Regions from separate parts of the Homo sapiens genome. Here region 2 is linked to region 1. Evidence: chromatin contacts called from ENCODE Hi-C data. All regions are on one chromosome and are shown on one strand. Each heading gives the region's core, a stretch centred on a gene start or an enhancer-like site at or near the end of the contact. The rest is flanking DNA. Distances are from core to core; before and after follow the strand shown. Region 1 has its middle 100 kb from the start of LINC02464. Region 2 holds the start of NAV3 (neuron navigator 3).

Evidence for each region. A loop is a pair of places that touch in the nucleus more often than their neighbours do.
Region 2: a map of endothelial cell of umbilical vein shows a loop between it and region 1 (2.9-fold over the local background). The contact joins the promoter of NAV3 here to the enhancer-like site in region 1. A Hi-C loop is called at or near these places in 1 of 168 maps with a recorded cell type or tissue (endothelial cell of umbilical vein).

Annotation. Positions count from the first base shown.
Region 1 is chr12:77,211,895-77,216,313 of GRCh38, forward strand. No RefSeq gene overlaps it. Among named protein-coding and RNA genes, the nearest start is that of LINC02464, 100 kb to the right of the region's middle. Within about 2 kb of position 1,622, at least 2 of the 41 ENCODE cell types and tissues checked have a DNase peak (open chromatin) inside an H3K27ac peak, as active enhancers do; they include endothelial cell of umbilical vein, where a contact is called at or near this core.
Region 2 is chr12:77,828,107-77,832,333 of GRCh38, forward strand. NAV3 (neuron navigator 3) reads left to right here and starts at 2,788. Exons shown (of 40, transcript NM_001024383.2): 1 at 2,788-3,598. The coding sequence starts at 3,356.

The DNA of each region.
Region 1 (4,419 bases), core at 372-2,871:
TTTTGTATTCTGTTTCATTGATCTGTGTGTCTGTGTTTATGCCAGTTCCATGCTGTTTTGATTACTATAGCTCTGTAGTATAATTTGAAGTCAGTAATGTGATTCCTCCAGTTTTGTTCTTTTGTTCACAATGGCTTTGGCTATTTTGGGTCTTTTGTGGTTCCATATAAATTTTATAATTCTTTTTTCTATTTCTATGAAGAATGTCACTGGTATTTTGATAGGGGTTGCAATGGATCTGTAGATTGCTTTGGATAGTATGGAGATTTTAACAATACTAATTGTTCCAATTCATGAACATGGAATCTGTTTCCATTTTATTGTGTCCTTTAACAATTTCTTGCATCAATGTTTTATAGTTTTCATTGTAAAGTTATTTCACTTATTTGATTAAGTTTATTTCAAAGCTATTTTATTTGTAGTTATTGTAAATGAGATTACGTTCTTGATTTCTTTTTTAAATTGTTTGCTGTTGACATATAAAAATGCTACTGATTTTTGTATGTTAATTTTGTATCCTAGAGAAATACATTTAAAAAATACTCCTAAGATTCCCAACTTTTCACTAAGTGGTGGCTGTTGATTGTATTATCTTTTTGAAATTTAACAGCAGGGCATTACTATATAGCTTCCACAGTGTCATAAAATTTGGTACATCTTGAACTTAAGTGATGCTACACTGGCACAAGCTGTTGTTTCTTGAGTGTTCTAGCAATCAATACCTATCCTGAATCACAGCTGTGTTGATCAAATCTATCTATCTATCTATCTATCTATCTATCTATCTATCTATCTATCTCTTTTTAGAGACAGGGTCTCATTATGTAGCCTATGAACTCATGGGCTCAAGTGATCCTCCTGTCTCAACCTTCCAAGTAGCTGGGACCATATTTTTTACGGGGAAAAAAAAACTTAGATCAAATATTGTGTGTTCTCATTCATATGTGGAAGGTAAAAAAGTGAATCTTGTGAAGATAGTAAAGTGGTGGTTATGAAAGGCTGGGAAGGGAGGAGAGAATGAAGGAAAAAAAGAGAATATAAATATATTTATTACCACTGAACTGTAGGCTTAAAACTGGTAAAGAAGGTAAATTTTATATGTATATATTTTCCTCATTTTTTTTAAAAGAGTCTAGAGCACCACCAGCATGGAGGATTGCAGCAATTTCTCCTGATAAATATGTAAGACATAAAATTCAGTGGATGGACAGCAGAGAGTTATGAAACACTCCCCTTGACTGAAAAACAGTACCGGGGGAAAGCTAATTCACTCACATTACACATTTTCTTTTTAATCAGGATTTCCTCAAATTAAACATACATTGATGGGCAATGTAAACATCTCATGTGATATTGAAACAGTTGTCAACATCCTTAAGGAATTAACCCCCCTCCCTCCATGTTGGGCCTTTGCTGCCCTGCTGGTCTTTTTTTGTTTTTGAGTCTAGCCTCATTACATTAATAGCTCAAAACCTTCTCAGGCGTGTTAAAAATAGATTGCAAGAGAATTGAATGCAGTGTTTCCCTCCTCCCTCCCACTTTTTTTCTTGACTCTAATATAATGGCACTCCTCAGAAACAGTCCACGGAAATCCAGATTTTCGCAGTGGCTTGTGTGGGAAGTGCAGACTATTGTGTGCAAGTGTTGCAGCCTACTGCTTGGCAGGAAGTCGTTTTTCGGAAAAGTTAACTGAACAAACACCTTCCATTGTCTACAGAGGTTGAAAGTCCAATGAAATTTCCTTATTGCTATCTCTAAAGCAATTTGGTGGCTGTGATTACATTTAACCCTTTATTTCTAAAGTCTCATTTTTATTGAAGGCTCTTCCCTTCAGTGATTCTTAACCTTTTCTGATTCTCAGACTCTTTTGAGAATTTGGTGGGACAATAAACTCATGTATTCTTTTTTAAGGGGATCAACAGTTCTTTCTCTCATCCTCTCTCCCATGTCAAACTGTAGCAGGTCTAAGTCATTAATTATCAAGGGAAAAACTCTAAAGAAGAGAAGGTGAGGATCCAATGCATTTCTCATTTCTTTTATTGCAAATTAATTTTTTTTAAAGGCTGAGCTTTGCTGTGAACTATTTTAAAAGCTGTTAATCACTTTCATAGTCTCATTTATCAAAGTGATAATAATACATAGGCTTAGTTTTCCTGTGCTGTAATACAACTGAAAAAATTAACATTATAAATGAATATACAAAGAGTTCGACCAGAAAGGCAAAAATAAAAAATAGGCTACATTAAATTTGGTGATGACTGCTTTCATACTCTAAATATTTCACATTGCTTCAAAAGAGAATTTGTGAAAAAGTCTTTAAACAAAAAAACACATCTTTTGGTTTAATTTAAGATTGTAAGATTTAGCTATTCCACGGTGGAATTTGTTGACTCATAAGATAGTGAGTTTGCTGTCATTGGGAATATTCAGTAAAAGCATACTTACATTATGTGTCAGGTATATCAAAGAAAACCTTTCTGTTCTGTGGCCAGATAACTTCTATCAGGCCTTTGCATCAGAAATCCTACAAGTTAAAACAGAATTTAGTTGGTCTATAGGAGGAAAACTTTTGAGATGTATTTCTTTTTGTTTTCTTTTTTCCTATGCATATGACCAAGGCAATGGTTTTAATTAGTGCTGAGATGGAGTTCCAACTTTCCAGTATCATTTACTTTCTGTATGGTCTTGGATATCTATGATGCTATTACATGAAAACTACAACCTTTTCCCCAATGTCTAGAAAGTGACAAATTGTCCTATTATTCACTGGGAATTGATTTGGGAAGAGGGAAACTATTGTGTTACCTTCAGGGAAAGAGTACATCTGAATCAACTCTTTTTATCAAGTGCTTCGATTTTTGTCCCAAGTATTTTGATTAACTAAAATTTGAGAGTGTATATATAAAAGTATTCTTTTCTCATCCAATCTGTTGTTATTTATGTTGAATGTATGGGTTGTGAATTGCCAGGTCAAGTAAATGTGATGGCATTTAGCATCTATGGCTATTTTCCAAATGGATTCCTCATAACAAAGCCTTTGCACAATCTGAAATCCATTATCCTGAAGCTTTCCTATAGCCCTAAATTTGGTATATGTATTACTCAGCTCAGGCTGCCATAACAAAATTCTATAGACTGAGTGGCTTAAACAACAGAATTTGTTTTCTCATGATTCTGGAGGCTGGAAGTTCCCTACAGGGTGTCAGCATGGTCCAGTTTTAACAAGGGCTGTCTTCCTGGTTAGCTTCCTGCCTTCCTGCTATGTGCTCACATGTCCTATTCCTAGAGAAATCTCTCTCTTTCTCTCTCTCTTTCTTTTTATAAGAAGAGCAATCCTATCAGATTAGGAACCCATCTCTATTATCTCACGTAACCTTAATTATCTCCTAAAAGCCCTATTTCTAAATACAATCACATTGGAAATTAGAACTTCAACGTATGAATTTTGGGGAGGACACAATTCAGTCCCTAGCAATATCACATATGTTGATATGGTTTGGCTGTGTCCCCACCCAATTCTCATGGTGAACTATACTCCCATAATTCCCATGTGTTGTGGGAGGGACCTGGTGGGAGATAATTTGAATCATGGGGGTGGTTTTCCCCATACTGTTCTCATGGTAGTGAATAAGTCTCATGAGATCTGATGGTTTTATCAGGGGTTTCTGCTTTTGCTTATTCCTCATTTTCTCTTGCCACTGCCATGTAAGAAGTGCTTTTTGCCTCCCACTATGATTCTGAGGCCTCCCCAGCCACGTGGGACTGTAAGTCCAATTAAACCTCTTTGTCTTCCCAGTCTCAGGTATGTCTTTATCAGCAATGTGAAAATGGACTAATACAGTAAATTGGTACCAGAAGAGTGGGGTGTTGCTGAAAATATACCTGAAAATGTGGAAGCACATTTGGAACTGGGTAACAGGCAGAGGTTGGAACAGTTGGAGGGCTCAGAAGAAGACAGGAAAATGTGGGAAAGTTTGGAACTTCCTAGAGACTTGTTGAATGGCTTTGACCAAAAGCCTGATAGTGATATGGACAATAAGGTCCAGGCTGAGGTGGTCTCAGATGGAGATGAGGAACTTGTTGGAAACTGGAGCAAAGGTGACTCTTGTTATGTTTTAGCAATGAGACTGGTGGCATTTTGCCCCTGACCTTGAGATTTCTGGAACTTTGAACTTGAGAGAGATGATTTAGGGTATCTGGCAGCAGAAATTTCTAAGCAGCAAAGCATTCAAGAGGTGACTTGGGTGCTATTAAAGGCATTCAGTTTTATAAGGGAAGTGGAGCATAAAAGCTCAGAAAATTTGCAGCCTGACAATGTGATAGAAAAGAAAAACCAATTTTCTAAGGAGAAATCCAAGTCAGCTGCAGAAATTTGCATAAGTAAACAGGAGCCAAATGTTAATCCCCAAGACAATGGGG
Region 2 (4,227 bases), core at 1,538-4,037, 620 kb after region 1:
GAGACATTAAAAGGTGAGTAGGCCATGAGAACACTAACTTCATACATGGATTAATGTTATTGTGGAAGTGGGATTATCATGAGAGTATAATCCGTTATAAAAGCGAGCTTGGCCCTTTCTGTCTCTCTTATATGAGTGCTCTCTTGCTCTTCTGCCTTCCACCATGGGTAGATGCAGCAAGAAGACCCTCACCACATATGGGCCCCTCACTCTTATGCTTCCCAGCCTCCAGAACTGTAAGAAGCAAATCTGTTGTTATTTATAAATTACCCAGTTTTAGATATTCTGTTATAGTAGCACAAATGGACTAACACAGTGGGTTCGAGATGAATACAATCATCTATATTTTAGTAAGCACTCAGGTCACCATCACATCTGGTTTGTTGAACTCAGTTTGTAAAACCTCATTTTGAACTTCATCTACAAGGTATCAGTGACCGTAAGCTAATTTTTTACTTTCTCGGTGCCTTTGTCTCCTAGGTCTCAAAACGGTGTGGTTCTTTTAAGATAAATTGAGATGACAACTCCTGGCACAAAGCACATTTTTTATAGTAAGTTAGTTTGGTTTTGTTGCTTTTGGTGGTAGATATTACTGCAAAAAATTAGTTGACAGTGGCTACTAATACCATCTTATATTTCAGTCAGAGTGAAAGATATTGCCTAATATGCAAAAGGTATTTCAAAGTGAAAAGACATCTTATTGAATGTGAATCCTTTTTTTTCAATCTAATTGTTCCAGGAATTACGATACATTCTCCTCCAATGCATGTTTCCAAAATACCAATGAGCTCATTTGTAATTGGCAAACAGGAATTTTGTACTAGTATAATGCAGAAGTTGTGTAGCTTTATATACAATTTATTCTAGGCAAAGGGAAGCAGAATAGTCAGCGTAGAATTATAACCTTGGGTGGGCAAAGAAGCCCTCAGTTTGAATGTTGTATAGTCAGCAGGAGCCCTTTTGGCTCAGTTTTAAGAAAACTAAAAACAAAAACAAAAATGAATGCCTGCATCTGGGGCTTCCTCTTCAAAGGGGCATGCCCCTGGCCTTGTGCAGCTCTTAAATATTTGCAGTTGCCCTGACCCTGTACCCATTTCAATGGCAAGCCTACTGGCTTGGAGTTTGCCTTCCAACCGGATTTCTTCCACCAATTCTGGTTAAAGTGTTGCCAGCATTTATACCCAATTATTTTTTTATGTAATTCTGAGTCACTTCCTTGAGTGGTCCAAATTATTTTCTGAGGTGCCAATATTATTTTTGCTAGCAATATACTCCCAAAGTTGCATATGTTTTGAGTGAACTTCCTAGAATCAATTTTTCCCACAAGTTCTATTATTTAGGTGCTGTTTTGTTTTGCATTGTGAGGATTACAAGTTGCATATGTCTTATTATGAACTAAACCTCATTTTACGAACATGAACCTCTCCAACTCTGTATTACCTTATAGTTTCTGAAAGTTATAATGTGTTGAATGGTTTGCAAATTGCAAAATAACTTACTTCCTCAGAGAGATTATTTCATTTCTTTGATACCACTAGTGTTGTATTTGTTTTGTATTACCCCGCTGTGTAAAGCCCACTTGGGTTACTATTTTTAAAGCCTGCAAGACTTCTAACTTACATTTCCTGTCTTCTATGCTGCATCAGCAGAACATATACTTTTAGTTATTGGCTCTTTCATCTATAAATTACTGCTTCTTAGATAAAAGTACGTAGTGATTTAAAGACCTGGAAACAGTAGGCCAAAGATGACCATTTCTTCACTAAAGAAAGACATTTTCTATAAAAAATGGTTACGATTTAATAATTTCCATGATTCATTGTGTCTATACTAAGTGTCCACCACTCATTTTTCTAAGACCTTTGGTTGCATTATTACTAATTTTTATATTTGGTGTATATAATTGCTCTCTGTATCCATTTTCTGAGTGCAATCAGTTTCAGAACAATAATGCATGGTACATTAGATGTTTTCTTAAAAGTTTACCCCTTGTTTATTTAAAGTTCCTGACATGCTTTAACCAGAAATAGAACATGCTATGATTATATTAAAATAATTCTATGGATGGAAGCATCATCATTCATTCTCACTGAGTATCTGTTTGGACAGTTTTTAGAAGCTTGGGATTTTAAGTTGGACGTCATAAGCTTGAATAACAGTGTTATTTTCAACCATTTTAAAAGACAGGTTTACAAACTAAAATCATACATTCTTTCCCCCTTTCTAGCTTCATCATTTTAGTCAATTTTTTCAGTGTCTCCAAGTCATAGCTGTTCTTTCTATAAAGTGAAGAAAATAAATATGCCTATACTTTGAGTCATTCCAATGATTAAATGTGATAATGCATAAAATGCTTAGCTCCATAACTGCTTTGTAATACATTCCACATAAGTGTTAGCTTTGAATGTTTTTATAATCATGACTTATTAAATTTGGGAACAATGATTACTACATATTTAGTGCCCTGCTTCCTGTGTTTACTCTATTTTCATAACCTAGGCAGCTATGGTCCGATGAATGATTTAACTGCTTTAGCTAGTTGCACTATTGCATGATTTTAGCCTGATTTCATGGGATGCAACAGAATGAACATCGTGGCTCATGGCTGTCAGTAGTGAAAAATAGCTGGAAATCAGACAAACAACTTTATTGCTGAGATTGTTTCCGGGCTAAAAGTTCTTCCAACAGCTGTTTGTTTTGGCCATTAACATGTCCATTCTTTTTATTTTTTCTGAGCTGGGGGAAATACAATTTTCTTTAAAAAGAGAATGCAGGCTGGCTATTTCTGAAATCAGGAAGAACCCCTGTCCTTCCACTGTTGTGGTCTTTTGGCTGCTCTGACAGTTGGACTGAAGGGCTTTTCCTTTTGATTTTTTCCTCTTTTTCAATCTCAAAGTTCAGACTCAGACTGCTTTAGTGAGAAAAAAAAATAAGCAAAACTAAGAGCTCTTTAATCCTAAGAAGGAGCTTTGTAGCAGTTACCTTGAAGAAGAGTTTACTCCCCAAAGGAGTATTTAGTATTACTTAGATACTGAGTCACTGAACAGAGAGAGAGAGAGAGACAGAGAGAGAGAGAGAGAGAGAGAGACAGAGAGAGAGAGAGAGAGAGAGAAAGAGAGAGAGAGAGAGAATGAGAATGAATATGAATCCCAGCCAGCAAGAAAGAAAAGATACTTAACTAAAGATGCAGGGAAGTTTTGCCTCTTCCTGAAAATTATATTATTAGCTTTTTAAAAATCAGGATGACTGCTAGTTTTGTTTAAAGTATTTGTTCTGGAAATACTAAAGTTGGAGTCTACCAGACTGAGGTTAGAAGCATTTTCTTTGGCAGCAAGAAGATAATTTTATAGAAGCCATGCCTGTTCTTGGGGTTGCCTCAAAACTGAGGCAGCCAGCTGTTGGGTCAAAGCCTGTGCATACTGCTCTTCCGATACCAAATCTTGGCACTACTGGGTCACAGCACTGTTCTTCAAGACCTTTGGAACTTACTGAAACAGAGAGCTCCATGCTTTCTTGTCAGCTTGCGTTAAAATCAACCTGTGAATTTGGAGAGAAGAAACCCCTCCAAGGAAAAGCCAAGGAGAAAGAAGACAGCAAGGTTAGTTGCTGAAGTTACCTGCAGACTTGTGTAGCTAAAATGCACATTTCTCTTTAAGTGCACTATAAAACATGTTATGAAATGGGGAGTAGTAGAGGAATACCAGTGTAAGGATGTAAGTAGTTATAATGGCTGAAAAGCTGAATATTTAGCTTATGTAAACACTGTATTCTTAGTTTAGAGTTGTAAAAGTCATGATCAAAATTTTCTGAATATGCATCTATTGTAATCATTTAATACTACTTATTGATGAATGCCTAGTTAGTTCTAGATATTGCTCTATTACTAATAATCATAATCAGTCACAAATGTGAGAAAAAGAGAACCTATTGTCATCCATACTGCAATGTATGAAAATAGGTACTTTCAAAAAGACATTTATTTGTAATAATTCATATAGACACCATCACTTTTCTCTAAATGTCATTTGCATTTCAAAGAATTTCTGCTTGAAAATTTGTATCATAGGCTGCTTAATTCATTGCAGTATGAAGGAAAATGACATACTATTTTCCTTGATACTGCACATTTATATGGACTTTCCCTTGTAAACTGAAACGCTACTCTTTTACTTATTACTGACATCTTTTTCAGTCATTTAATTTATGATATTTTGTGAGTAGTTGCTC